Linked DNA regions of Homo sapiens: region 2 is linked to region 1. The links are chromatin loops, found by intact Hi-C in ENCODE. Cell type or tissue: Calu3. All regions are shown on one strand.

What was found. Peaks named below come from ENCODE experiments on the same cell type or tissue, not always from the same donor. Only the 100,000 strongest peaks of a DNase experiment are listed, where the experiment ranks them.
Region 2: a loop joins it to region 1, with 11 times the contacts of the local background. A loop is called at or near these places in 5 of 110 quality-filtered maps.

What each region holds. Positions count from the first base shown.
Region 1 is chr5:165,204,334-165,212,333 of GRCh38, reverse strand. No RefSeq gene overlaps it. Among named protein-coding and RNA genes, the nearest start is that of LINC01938, 35 kb to the left of the region's middle. In Calu3, a CTCF peak has its summit at 3,015 (motif pointing right); no DNase peak of the experiment used is centred here.
Region 2 is chr5:165,025,289-165,033,288 of GRCh38, reverse strand. The region is part of intron 4 of LINC03000 (long intergenic non-protein coding RNA 3000); the gene reads right to left. Among named protein-coding and RNA genes, the nearest start is that of LINC01938, 210 kb to the left of the region's middle. In Calu3, no CTCF peak of the experiment used is centred here; a DNase peak (open chromatin) is centred at 3,608.

The DNA.
Region 1 (8,000 bases):
TTTGTGAGTACATTGTCTCTGAGAGGAAATACCAAATGCTGCAAGCAGGATTTGCCTCTGGGGAAGGTAGCTGAGTGGCCAGTGTAAAGAAGGAGGTTTATTTTTGACTATGTATATATTTTCTATCTTTTAGATTGTGTATCAATGGCATGTATCACCCATTCCCCTCTCTGGCCTCAAAAAAAAAAAAAAAAAAGCGAGTATTACTCGTATGGCAAAAACAAGATGGCAGGAAGCTCAACCATGGCTATACAATCAGAATTACCATGGACCTTCTAAAAATAGGTTTATCAAAGTTTTACCCTAGAACAATTAAATCAGAGTATCTGGGTGGGGGGTTAATTTTATAAATATACACACACAAATATATGTGTATATATATGTATACATATATGCATAGAATATTCAATACATATTTAAAAATGCTAATTATATATAATTAAATGTTATACATATAAAACACACACACACACACACACACACACACACACATTTAAAGCTACCCTGGTGAGTCGAATATGTAAGCTGAGTTGAAAACCACCAGAATGGAATAATCAGTGAATCCTTCTTGGAGAAGACAGGACTCACTCTGAACTTGAAAGCTGGGTCATCCCTAGAAAGATGAATATAGACTGACTGAAATTTAGATTGCACTTATACATCTTGAGGCATCCAGCTAAATGAAATAAAAGCAGATGGATACTAAACAGGCCTGCTAAAAGAAAAAAGAGAGAAATAAACAAAAGCAGGATAAGACAGCTAGAAGAGGAGAGATAGGAGATTTACACGTGACTGATGATTCTTTGAGTAAAGAAATACAAGACATTTGTGATATTTATTATAATCATTAATGTAGGATTATTTGATACTTTAGGTGGCATGATAGTTAAGATAAATATCTCATTACTTATTTAAAACTATTGATAAATTTCAATACATACACGAACATACTTCTAAGCACTATTGACTGCATGCTACATCAACATACTTTTTGCAAAATGCTGCAGAAACTCTGACCACTGTCAAACTAACAAAATCTCACTGATATGTTTTTTTCCAGACTGGAAAAGATGACACTTTGCCAGGCAGGGGCTATATTTTTCAGCACAGAGTAAAACCAAAGGTGATGGAAGGGTACTACACTTAGTCTTAAGGTTGCAGATACACACCAAGTGTTTGACATATTGTATCACTGAATATTTTTTACTGAACTTTAATGTTGTTCCTTTAGGACGATTTTGACAGTCAGTAAAATTCAAGCCTATGGATAGATGTTAAAAGTAAATTTTTTCCTCCTATCCTTAGGTACATATATGAACCATTTTCAATTCGTATATTTAAAAGACTTCTGAAATCTGCCTGTGGCTATGCCCTGGAACACCTAGACAAATTTTTAGGTGAGAAATTCTATGAATCTGTTTACTGTAATTCCCTTCTGTGGGCAAGAAGTGGTATTGAAATCATGCCACTGTATAACTAATTTATGCCTCAATGATAAATTTGACTGCCTGAAAAAGTCAAGTTATTTAACTTTATTATGTATTTGAGGGAGAAAGTATTTTCCAAAATGCTCAGAGTAGAACTTGGCAGTATTATAGTCACATTTGGTCTTCAAAATATTCACCTATGACACTTGCAGGCAAAATGGTTATCACTCGGGAGAATAAAGTAGAATGACGAGCTTTTAAAGTAATGCTTACTGTGTCAGGCTGGAAGGGACTCATCCTTCTCTAAAGAACTCATCTTCTCTAAAGAGAAGAGATGGCCTAAAAGGTCAAAGCAGTTTCTATGTGCCTTGAAGTGCAGGGTTACAAGTGGACAGACATACACTTCAAGGACCCTCTGAGACGTTAATGTCCTATAATACTGATGTCACCTGCAGAAAGACAGTCCTAGGGGCTGTGCTGGAGACAGAAATCAAGTGATACAAGGTAAGACTTCTTTTCAGTAGAAAAGTGAAGATACGGTTTGCAATAATTAATATCTCGTACTGGTTCAGACTCATTCATTGCTATCGGAGCATGAGTGGCCATAAATATTAGTTGCATAAATTCAGTGAAGGCATCTGTCCATAATGAATGGGATCTGTCCTAAAGTGATCCAGAAGATATAAGAGCAACGCAGAGAATAGATTTCTCTGTGGCCTCTCCTAGAAGAACTTTGAGTGTCAGAACAGGTGAAAGGCAAAAACCTTCCTCTGGAAAAAAAAAAGTGCTCCTTGTCAAAATTTATTCTCTTCTGAAATAGCCAGAGAGAATATTACCTAACAGTTTTACAATCCCCTGGATTGTAACAAACCTATGACTTTTAAAAACTGTTGCTTGCTTTTTTAAAGTCCTGTCATTGATTTTATTTCAAAATTGTATTCTTTTATAATCACCACCATTTTAGAAAATGTGTTTAATCAAAAAGTCTACTCTAAGTGTCAGGACAAATTTTATAATCATGTTGTGCTCACCCCACCCCTCACTTCCCTGCACACACACACACACACACACACACACACACACACATTTTTAGCATAGTGATACAAACTCTTCCAGGGTAAACTATCAGATAACAGAGGTTGTCAGTATTCTTTAAGATAGCCTTTTGAGAATGTAGTCATTTTAGTTATCTTAGTTTAAGATAAATCTGCCATGAGATTATTCATTTTTCACAAAGTTATTTCTACCATGAATCTCCTGCTTCATCTGAAAAAAAAAATCTATGGTCATGTGTTTCAACACCAAGAAATACACCTATTTCTGTATGAGGACAGGCATTACTATTCTTGTGGTCATCATGAGAGTCATAATCCATTCACCCACAACACTTTTCAAAAATAGCTTCTGCAAATCATCAGTTCATGCTAATTCATGTGGTTTTCTGAAATATTTATTCCTGTTACTCCAATAACATGTTACATAGGTTATGTGTTTGTATTGATAAAAATAACAAAATAGTAAGTTTTTTGTATTTGCTATCTTCCTGGGGAATTCATTTAGGAATGGGCAAGCAGGAAAACAAACACCACTAGATGTCGCTATAAACAGACCATTTTTTTTTTCTGATAGATTTATTTTCTTGCATTTCCAGATTTACCAGACTGGGGGAAATTCTTTCTGGCAGTATTGATTCCATCTAATCTCTGGTTTGTTTAGTCAAAGGTTATGAACTGCTAAATTTACATTCTTTCTTGTGTCCCTTTGCACATCTGCAAAACAGTTTTTGTTAAGGAAAAATCACAGCACAGGGATTTTAAAATTGTCACCATTTTATTAATTAGGTGAGGGTGTCATGCTGAGTCAGTCAGTTTGTTATTTCTTAAGGAAGATCTTGTAGTGAGTTTGTCTCTCATTAGAGAACTGGAGGACCAGACAGATTAATGCACATGTGCTACGACATTAATTAGAGAATCAGATTGTTCACAGAATAGATAATTTGATAGTGACAATGGAAAGAGCAATCAGCTGAGCGTCTTTTAGAAAGCATCTAAGGGGCTTGAGTTGAGAAGAAAGTCCACTATGACTTACTCAAGTTAGATGTCAAATGGACACTAGAATGATAAGATCACTGAGTTACAGAGACTTTAGAAGTTTTCTAGTTTGTTTAGGTTTTTCGTATCTCTTTCCATTCAAAGCAGAATTTTTTCTATAAAACCCCTGAGCAGTCATCTTTAAGAGCATATAATTTGTGTCTCAGTGGAAGTTTCAGCAATTATACTGCAATTATATTTCTTTGTGCAAATCTGCTTAATGCATTTTGGCCAAGAAAGGGATATACTGCAACCAAACTATCCCGCAAATTGTAAACCACATTTAAAAAAAAAATATGTCACATTAAATTGACTTACACAAACCAAGTCTTAATTGGAAATATCAGCAATCAGCTGCTAAAAAGTCCTTAATAATAGACTGGTGGAGTTCGAATAACAGCAGCGACTGAGTATCAAACTTCCTTGTTAGCTGACATTTAAAAATTCACATTTTAAAAATGACATTTAGCAGACGAGATGATGATGCAAATGAAATCTATATTTAGGGAGGGGTGAAAAACAGCATCTAATTTGTAGTGATTATATATTCTGTTCTACCTGTGGAAATTCTGCTCAAGTTTCTCTAGTGTTCTTTATAAGTATCTCTTTCTCTCTTCCTCTGTCCTCTCTCTGCTCTCTCCCTCCAATTCATTCTCCTTCCCCCTGACCCCTCCCCAGCTGTCTCTTCCCTTCCCTTTTCTCTCCTTCTTCCTCCTTCTCTGCAATGAGAAGCTAAGGACATGGAGAAAACATCTGTAGTCATTCCAATCAACACACAACCAGAAGACAACCAGCACCAGGCCAGGCATGGTGGCTCATGCCTATAATCCCAGCACTTTGGGAGGCTGAGGCAGGAGGATCACCTGAGGTCAGGAGTTCGAGACCAGCCTGGCCAACATGGCGAAACTCTGTGTCTACTAAAAATACAAAAAAAATAGCTGGGCATGGTGGTAAATGCCGGTATTCCCAGCTACTCGGGAGGCTGAGGCAGGAGAATCGCTTGAACCTGGGAGGCAGGGGTTGCAGTGAGCAGAGATCATGCCACTGCACTTCAGCCTGGGTGACAGAGTGAGACTCCATCTCACACACACAAAAAAAAGACAACCAGCACCAATTGCCAGTCACCCGATGAACTACCTTAGACATAGGGACCAGTGAAATATACTCAACCCAAACTCCATTTGACTGAAAAAACAAAACCCAAGCTAGAACCACCCAAATGATCTCACCCAATTTACAGAACCATGAGAGATAATAAGTTGTTATTTTAAGCTGCTAAATTTTAGTGTGTTTTGTTATGTAGTAGCAGGTAACTGGAATATAGTCAATTTGTTTTTGAAGGAAAAAGGGGAAAGTTGTAAGAACATCCATAGACAGATAACTTGAAAGGAAGTCTCTGAGCTTCTGACTTACGCCTAACGTTAGCAGGATATTCTTTTTCTCAACCTTTCACGTGGGATTTTCTTTCTATTGCACGTGAGCTCTGAGTTATGTTTTCCCTCTTCATTTGTCATTATTATCAATTTTCCTTTCGTGCAGTCATTTTTACATTTCACATTCATTCATTGTCATTGGTTTGCTCTTTTATTGCAATTTTGAATCTCATTAAACAGACTTAAGACCAATGAAGTGCTCAAGCATACACACACTTAAAAATAAGCTTTAGGTCCGTTTTGTAAATCTGTATGTTGGAGAAGGTTGAGCAGCAAAGAACCCCAATTTGCCAAATGATGTGTAGGAATATAGAACCCCACACCCTATCTCAGAGATGCAAATTGACGTTATTTAAACAGTAATTTCTAAGCCTGAGAGTGCATCCAAATCACCTAGAGCTCTATTAACATACACATTCTGATCTGGTAGGATTGAATTTTGGCCTGAGATTCTGCATTTCGAATAAGCCACCTAACAAGGCCAAACAAAAGTTGAGTGGCAGAATTCTAGGATGTTTCAGTTTTCTATTATCTTTACCACCATTCTTTACCCCTCTTTGTTCTCCGTCTCCATTCACATAATCACACGAGCTGGAGCAGGATATATTGCTTTACATGCACTCCAGGAAAAGAAACATTGAGGAAAGAAATAACTTAATTTCCTGGCAAAGTTTTTGCTTCCTCTTTGCCCCACACACTTCTCTTTCCCAGGTACTTTCAATGACTTCCTTGCACCTGCAGTTTCCATTCTGATTTATTCTTATCACAATAAGAGCCATTTAAAAATTCTGAAGCTGAACCAGAGAGTGACATTATACATTTATTTTCAAGATATACTGGGCTTAGCACTGGGAACAACCTCTGACAAATGTTGTTTTACAGCGGCAGTGTAGGGGGAGGGGTGTTACCTGGTTGTAATTGCTTCTATTTGCACACAAAATTTTTCCCGCAAATGTATTTTCCCCATTCTGGTATTTTCCCATCCTTTCATTCTCTTCCAGTTGCACCCTGGATCAACCTGTCATCATTGCTTCTCTTTACTCCTAAAAAGTGCCACCTTACCAGGAGGCCTACATCTGTTCTTAGTGATACTCAGTCCCTTCTTTGAAGTTTAGCTGCTGGTTCTCTTAAAATACAGATAAAGTTTTGTTATGTGACTTACAAAACCCTGAATAATCAGACTCTGGATCCTCGTCTCTTTTTATACTTATTTTTATTCTTTATCTTCAGCCACTCTGGGTATTTTTAATGCTTTATAACTGATATATTCCCTCCAGTCACAGGGTCTTTGGCAGACAGTTTTCTCTGCCTAGATCTCTCTTCTCTCCCTCCCTCCTTCATTTAACAAACTCCTACTGTTTCTTTCCATGTCAATTCAAAACTCTCTCTCTCAAGGAATCATTCTCTGTACATAGTTAAGTGTGGTTTCTTATCACCTCACTCTCCTTTCTAGCAATAATATAGCTCTAATTTGATATTTATGTGCATAATTCTTTTCTTTTTTTTACTAGAATGGAGATTCCAGGGTTTGTCTGGTTTTATACACTATAGTCTCTCTAGCTCTGTGCTTAGTGGCTGGAACCAAAAAATAGTGGCTCAGTAAATACTTGTTAAAGGAACAAATACATTTGAAGCCACCCATTCTCATGTGCTACTGTCACCTTATTTGCATTCATCTGATTCACTATTTTGTTTGACCTGGCTTCCTTTGAGCCTTACTCCTGTTTTGCCAAGAAAGGCATAAATGAGGATCGGCCTCTGTATTTAGTGATATCTTGGTATGTGTTCTTGAAGAAAATTCTTCATCTCTCTAATTTTAAAATCGTTCCAAGATGCCATGTTCAGTTTCACTGGCTTGTTCTGTGACTCAGAAATCACACAGTGCTCTCCTAGTCCCACTTATCTGGATCCAGGTCTCTAGCTCTCACCTAAGTCTATTCTGAATTATCCTCCTGTAGTTCTCATTCTAACCCAAGTTGCAACCTTACTTATAAGAACCTGCTGATGCCTCTCATCCTGGCACTGCAAATAATCAGACCAATTTCAACATTGCCTGGGACTTAATATCAAGGCTTTCTAAAAGGAAAACAGAGAAAGGAGATTGCTATCTTCAGGTTGGAAGATTTTCGTTTCCTTTGGTAGGAAATAAATGGACAATAAATCAACACTATTAAGAGGCCTTTAAAGGGAAACAAATGTCAAGAAGCCTAAACTCTCCATGCAGCCTAATGGTGCTCCATTTCTTTCCTCATTTCTGAGCCAAAGACTAGAACAATTGGTCGGCAGGATGCTTCTAGCCTAGAGTTTTTCTCTCACTGGGTCTCTCTTGCTAGGCAAAGCCAGGGAAATATTCCTGATCAAGCATTTATAGTTCATATGAATTTCACCTGAAGCAAAGCAGTAGCACCCACATTAGCCAGTTGAATTTAGGTATAGCTGAGTAAAAGGTGGGGGAGTTTTTCATGGTTAACAATCCTTTCAAGTTAACACTTTATTGCAACAGGACTGGATCTGGCCTTCACAAACACTATGCACCTAGCTGTATGTCTGTTTCTCATTTTGCACATTTCAGATCTGCCACCCACCTGACAACACGGTAGGCATCATATATTTAAGAACAGCACTTGCTGCTGGAAAAGCAATCACATTCAAGGTCAAGTTGAATTGTGAAAAGACTATTATGTGAAAAATTTAAGTTTGTATTGTCCTGATACCTGCCAAAAATATTCCTGTTTTGAGACAGAATTATTTTGTTCATTTTTTAAAGCTTTAAATCTATCATCAAGTTGTTCAAAAGAAATAAATAGACATGCGAATTTTCAAAAGTGTACTTTTGATAAGAGATTTTCACTGTGATGAATGCAGAAGGAGATGCTCAATCATCTCTTTGGCCTATAAATATTTTGATTCCATGTATATAAAATATAGACAATATATAATATACACATATATGTAATATATGGAATAGCAGAATATTTATAGGCCAAATTAGGGAGGATGGTAATTCATACAGTGAGAAGTATTTTTTTTTTCTTTTTTTGAGACAGAGT
Region 2 (8,000 bases), 180 kb after region 1:
CACTACTTACTTTTACCTTACATTTTATATTATGGGTATAATTAACTCCACGTAACTGCAGGTTCCACATCTATGGATTCAATCACAGATTGAAGATATTCAGCAAAAAAAATATTTTTTAAGTATATATATATACACATAATTATATTTTATGTACTTGATAATAATGTATTATAATACAACTATATATTATTTATATTTCAGTATATGTATGTAGTAAAAATATATTCAGGAAAAGATATACATACACTCAAATACTACAACAATTAAAAAATACAAATTTAAAAAATATAGCAACTATTTGCATAACATTTACATTGTTTTAGCTATTATGTGTAATCTAGAGATGATTTAAAGTATATAGCAGGATGTGCACATTATAAGAAAATACCATGCTATTTTATATAACGGACTGAAGCTTTCTCAGGTTAGTATCCGCTGATGGCCTCTTAACCAATCCCCGAGAATACCTAGGGAGGACTGTATCTGTGTATACTACAAACCTTGTAAAGAGCAATAGAGATCTTGTCCCTCAACTCCACTCTGTGTCTTTTTTTCTCATTTCCATTTCGCCAGAATTAAAAAATATGTAACTATTATATTTTCATATATTTTAAAATAGTATGCTTCTATTACTATGTCTTATTTTTATTATTAGATAATCAATGTTACTGGCAACATTTCTTGTATTTTCTGAGTAAACAGAATATAGTATAGTGACTTTTAAGTATTCACCTTTCTCTACATTATCTGTTTCCTCCAATTTCCTTTTGTTTTTGCTGTCTTTTCAAATAGATTTTCTCTATTTTTGAATCTCTGATTGTTCATATTTAACAGTGTTGATTGTTCTATGTACAGAAGAAGCATTGTTTACTAGTGGGACTTCACAGTGGGGACATGTCACTTTGTTGAGAATTTTCTAAGATTTGGTATCTTAAACTCTTTTATATGGAGCTTCCTAGCTTCCAAAGGCTGAAATAGTGTAATACTCTTCATTGAAGGGTAAGAGGTATCTAAGTCCCAATGTTCTGGGAGGCCCTACGCTTTGGGCACAATACTTTTTGGCCAGAAGTCCCCCTTCTCATGCCTTGGACAAGCAGAGGCCAGCAGTACCATATATATAGGCTGGATGGGGAGGGCTGTGCCCAGACATTGGACCTATACTCTAGTTCTCTATTTTAGGGCACCTTTTTAACACCGTTCGTGTGCTGTCAATCAGGTATCCTGAAGAAATCCAGGACACAAGCCTGTGAGGTCATCCAAGACCCATGGCTGGCCATGGGTCCAGGACGGCAGCTTTGCAAATTAATCACTCCCACTGATCATCAAGATATTCCTATTACAGAATTATGTGAGATTGGTTCAACAGAACAGTGCCAAAATACTGACTTGGGGTGATTTTCACTCATGTCAGACATAGAATGAGACCAGATCTCTTGGCTACCAATGGTTTATCACTGACATGTGAGGTTGAACCTGTGTGTGGGCCCATGGCCTGGCCATGTTTCTATGATAGTGCTACCTATGTGCTACAGCCCCCAGTGATGATGGTGTGATGGTGTGTCAGCAGGTGTTATTTACGCACATTTTTCCAGTGCTGTCTACACCTCAGCAGAGCCTACATCACCTGTCATGCACCTCTGCCTATCTTCTCCTAAAACTTTCCAGACCATTGCTTCACAGTCCAGTGGGCCCTTCCAATTAATAGCTTCTTTTGCTTCTTTCTCATGCGATAAGGTTACACTCTCCTACTTTAATTTCAAGCCATGCTGGACAAAAAAAATAAACATTCCTTCTAATAGGGGAATGGCTCTTCTCACTGTGTTGAAGGGTCCTTCCCCTATCCTCCCTGGTGATGGTGGAAGGCAGGTGTGTTGACCACATTCTAAGAACTTAGTGATTACAGCTAAAGAAGCTCAAGAGAAGACAATTGAAAAGTGTGTTATCTTATCTGTATGTTATAAAATTCTAAATGGAAAATCTAATATGAAAAGGAAAAAAATATTCACATTTTCCTATATACTCTGGGATTTGCATTTGTGCACATCAATGAAACACAGTAGAGTATAAAAGGCTGAATAACATGTCTAGGCAGAGGGCATCTGGATAACCTCAGATAATCTTCCATGACTCCTAGAGCAGTAGCAGAGAGCAGCCAGATGCTTTCCATGTTCCCTTGTACAGAGAACAGAAGTAGCTGGGAGTAGAGTGGGTAGATTTCAAACACGAAGAGACACTGTGGTCAGAGTGGGGCAAGGAGTTGTAAGTTTTGTGAACTATATGACAGAGAGCAAGTAATAACAGAATTTTTACTGTCTCTCATCCTGAGCAGATAATAGTCATCTAATACCAAATTCCCCAATTTCCTGAGTAATTTAAAGCAACTCCCCTTGAATACAGATGTAATAGGAATGTGAGGATTACCGTGAGGATTATGTAGGAGAAAAAGGTTTAGCACCTGATTTGCCAAAGGCCACCTTGATTTCAGTGAGCTTAGAGTTTTGTTCTTGGGAAGGCGGGCTTGATAAAAGTTCAAAATCATAACAGCATGTATAACAATAATGGCAAATTTCTTGCACAACTGAGTAGGTCTGTACACAATGTAGAATCAGAAGAATGCTCTGAACCAATATATATATATATAGATGGCAGAGTTTAATTAACACAGAAAGGAGATGGGAATGGTGTTTGAATTGATGTGTGAAGAATGAGACAAGGAAATAGTTAAAAGATTACAAGTATGAGACAGGTTAGCAAGGTTCCCATGTGAATTTCTTCTGAGCTGGCCAGATTAGACATGAACAGGGAGTATCTTAGAGGTTTAGAAGTTTCTGGTAAAACTTTGAAAAATTGACATAAAAAGTGTTTCTGAAACACTGACATTAGTCCAAATTTTTATGTCACTCCCAAACTGCAGAGGGTCACACCTGCACTATTGTGGGTTATTCAGGTACACACAATAAGGTGAAAAGCTACAACGGGAACCAGGGTCCTGACTCTCAGTCACTTTGGTAAGGCAGACCACAATGACTTTACTAAATAATATATATCCTTGCTTATGCTATTTAAAGGTACCTCTAACTATTATACACATTAGGTTTCAATATTATATTTAGCATAGTCTAAATATATAATTTATTCTGCATATTGAAAACAAGTGAAAAACATTGTCTTAAATAGGGAAATAGGATGTGGTTTGCATAGAACTAAAGTCATGCATCTCATGATGTCCAATGAGAGACTAAAATATCCAGTTCCAAGCTTTGCTTAACTTTGAAATACCTCAACCCCAGAAGGATAAACAAGAAATTACTAGTTTAATGTTTCCATCTACAACATGTCTATTCAAGGTATTAACAACTATATTCTTTTAAACTGTCAATAAATCTTTTCCTTAAGAATAGAAAAACATATTACTAGAAGATGAAACACAAATTAAAGCCTTATTTCCTTTCTGCTTTTGGAGTCTTAGCAAAGAACTGTCAGGAGGTCTAACTTATCTCAAAAGAACAGGCTGATGCCAGCCACTAGGTTCTGGAGGCTTCCCCTTTTTTATAACAAGGCTGCTTCTCTCACCAGGGGGCTCCCATTACTCCCAGTCTGTAAGTATGTAAAGCACCACATGGACAGGACCGCTCCCTAGTGGCTCATTGGCCATGATGCATATGCCATCCATGTCTAGACTAAATGGTGGAATAATTATATTTCACATGATGCATGTGCTCTATTTCTCTGCTTATAGGTTTTTTTTTTCCAACAAAACTTGCATAGCACTTGTGGTATGTATCTGTGACCCCTTTGTATGAAAATATGTTCACCCATGTGATCAGTACATGAATATGCTTTGGTGTCTATCATTGTTGAGTTTAAATTATGTCATCTCAAGCTTAAATTATGTCATCTCAAACTTATCAATGGCAATCATTCCTACTGACTACTCCTATGAGAGATAACTCATTCATGCAGTATTTAGATTGTAAATTACACAAGACAAGAACTATTGATATTCAGTATGTAAATGCCCTAACTACACCACGCTAAGAATAATGCCCAGTCACTTCATTTCCGTTAAGGCACTTAATTTTGTACAGAAATGTTTGAAACAAAACTTTTACTCTAAAATATTGTACTGGAGTTCATATTGTCATATATGAAAATATCATTTGTGTGCACATTAAACTACAAACTAAACATGCAAAGTACACATAACTACCAGAAATCCAGTTTTTTGTAAAGCATATAGTTTGCATAAATTCATATATGGTTTATATGTAAATAAGTTTATAGTTTATAAAAAGTATAAACAGAAGTTTATAGTTTATAAAAAGTATAAACAGAAGTTTATAGTTTATAAAAAGTATAAACAGAAGTTTATAGTTTATAAAAAGTATAAACAGAAGTTTATAGTTTATAAAAAGTATAAACAGAAGTTTATAGTTTATAAAAAGTATAAACAGAAGTTTATAGTTTATAAAAAGTATAAACAGAAGTTTATAGTTTATAAAAAGTATAAACAGAAGTTTATAGTTTTAAATTTACACATTAAACTATTCTAGCTATCTAATACCTAGTACAACAATTGATTCAAGTACATATTAATAAAAAATACATGTACACGGAGAAATTACTTGTAGATCCATTCTCACTTGGAAGTGTTTGAGTACAGTACACAGTGGGAGTCTTGTATCATGAATTTAACATGAAATGACGACCTCCAGAAGAGTGTATTATGTATCTCAAAATTAAAAATTCCTTGAAACAATGCTTACTATCACATGACAAATGAAAACTAAAAGACAACACACACAATTTAGAACAGAAAACATCTGTTCTGTCTATTCTTCATGTAGAGTACATTACTGAAAATATAGGCCAATTAATTTCTTCTGTTAGCTTTTCACTTTGTAGGAATGACTTAGACTGCCAGATTCTACTCAAGAAACTCACTGGTAAAAGCAAGGAAACATTTTTTTTTTAGTATTTCTCTGTTAAAAAAAAAAAACAAAGACATAAAGGAGCTTAATTGTGCTCCTAAATTCAGCTCCTCTTCCTGACTTGATGTCATTGCACACGAATCTAGGCATCAGTCACTCATGCTTTAAACATCGTTGCACTTTCTGACTTCTCCATCTCATCCACAGATGGCATCCTGTAATGTTTTCTGTGAATGCCACCTCCCTTCCTTTTGTAATTGCCAGAATCCCAGCTCATGTCAGGGCCAGCAAAACCAGCTTCCAACTGCTTTCCATTTTAGATCACTTCTTGAAGGTCTATCATCTCTGCTTTACTCCATTCAAAAATTTGGTAATTATGGCCAGGCACGGTGGCTCACGCCTGTTATCCCAGCACTTTGGGATCACGAGGTCAGGAGATCCAGAGCATCCTGGCTGAAACCCTGGCTCTACTAAAAATCCAAAAAAAAAAAAAAAAAAAATAGCCAGGAGTGGTGGCGGGCGCCTGTGGTCCCAGCTACTCGGGAGGCTGAGGCAGAAGAATGGCATGAACCCGGGAGGCGGAGCTTGCAGTGAGCCGAGATCACGCCACTGCCCTCCAGCCTGGGTGACAGAGCAAGACTCCGTCTCAAAAAAAAAAAAAAAAAGTGGTAATTGCTCATACTAAGCACTGTCTGTGATGACAACCCCTAATATATGCAGCAAGTATTAACTTAGAACATTGTGTATTGCACTACTTGGCTAATAAAATTTTCACATGGTAAAACAACATAGTATATAGATGAGTTCAAAGGGTGAGATTAAGATGAAACAATATTTTAAGTTGCCTCCTAAACATGGTCACTAATTCATATTACTAGTAATTAGTAATAGTGGACCATTATACACATGCCAAATTTTCTTAATAATGCATTTTGGCTGACTTCAGACAAACTAGCTTATAGTTGTTTGCCCTCATTATGTTGGTGACCACAATTATAACAATAATTATAGTCACCAACATAATGAGAGCAATTTGTTAATTAAAGTAGTACCATTACTGTTATTTTCTTGGTGGTTACTTGTCCTTGTATTATTAGAATAATGAACTTTTTTTTTGGCAAGACATTCATCTGTTTGGGAAGATATGCTTAGTCAAAACTAGATAATATAATGTAGGAATCCGCTGAGTGGACATAAATGGCAATAAGCAGCAGTGAACTGAAAGCTAGGAGTAGAGGTACATTGTCATTCCCATATGTGGTGAAATCAAACTTCCCCAAGGATGGTTTGCTGACCATATACAATGTGGGACCATGTTTCACACAGACAAAATCCCTGTGCCATATCAATTCACATATTTACCATTAAAAATTCTGTTATTTTAATATTGTAGATTACAAATATAAATTCTAACATTTTTTTCAATATCCCAATAGTTTACCTTGTCCAAACCTTGGCTATGTGCACAACACTGAAGAAATTACAATTCTTTTATAAAAGTTTATTGTTTTTACCAATATTAATTCTTAATTTCAACATTTATTTTAGATTCAATTCACAGGGTACATGTGCAGATTTGTGATCTGGTTATACTGCATGATGCTGTGGTTTTGGGTACTATTCATCCCATCACCCAGCTACTGAGCATAGTGCCCAAAAGTTAGTTTTCCATTTCCAACCACAGTAGTTAGTTTTCTTTCCCTCCCCACCACCAGTAGTCCCCAATGTCTATTGTTTCCATCTTTATGTCCATGTGTACTCAGTGTTTGGGTCCCACTTATAAGTGAGAACATGCGGTATTTGATTTTCTGTTCCTGCCCTAATTCACTTAGGCTAGTGTCTTCCAGCTGCATCCATGTTGCTGCAAAGAACATGATTTCATCCTTTTTTATGGCTGCATAGTATTCTGTGGTATACATATAAAACACATTTTCTTTGTCCAGTCCACTGTGGATGGACACCTATGTTGATTCCATGTCTTTGCTATTGTGAATAGTGCTGCGATGAACATGCAAGTACATATTTCTTTTTTTTTTTTTTGAAACGGAGTCTCACTCTGTCGCCCAGGCTGGAGTGCAGTTGCATGATCTTGGCTCACTGCAACCTCCGCCCCTCCAGGTTTAAGCAATTCTGTGCCTCAGCCTCCTGAGTAGCTGGGACGACAGACACCCACCACCACGCCTGGCTAATTTTTTGTATTTTTAGTAGAGACAGGGTTTCACCATCTTGGCCAGGCTGGTCTTGAACTCCTGACCATGTAAGAATGATGTATTTTCTTTTGGAGATATATCCGCTAAGGGGATTGCTGTGTCAAATGATAGTTTGGTTTTAAGTTCTTTGAGAAATCTCTGACTTGCTTTTAACAGTGGCTAATTTGCACTCCCACCAATAGTATATAAGTGTTTCCTTTTCTCCACAGCTTTGCCAGCATCTGCTGTTTTTTTTTTTTTTTTTTTTTTGACTTTTTTTTTTTTGAGACAAGGTCTTGCTCTATCACCCAAGTTGAAGTGCAGTGGCATGATCATGGTTCACAGCAGCCTCAACTTCCCAGGCTCAAATGATCTTCTCGCTTCAGGGACAAAAGTGGGCATCCTTGTCTTAGTCCAGTTCTCAAGGGGAATGCTTCTAGCTTTTGCCCATTCAATATGATATTGGCTGTGGGTTTGTCATGGGTGGCCCTTACTATTATGAAGTATGTTCCTTTGATACCAAGTTTGTTGATGGATCTTATTATGGAGGGATGTTGGATTTTATTGGATTTTTCTGTGTCTATTGAGATCATCCTATGGTTTTTGCTTTTAATTCTGTTTAAGTGGTAAATCTAATTTATTAATTTGTATATGATGAACCATCCTTGCGTCTGAGGAATGAAGCCTATTTTAACATGGTGATTTAACTTTTTGATATGCTGCTGGATTTGGTTTGCTAGTGTTTTGAGGATTTCTGCATCCACATTACTCAGGGATATTGACTTGTAATTTTCCTTTTTTTATTGTGTCTTTGCCAGGTTTTGGTATTGAGCTGATGCTGGCTTTGTGAAATGAGTTAGGGAGGGGTACCTCCTCC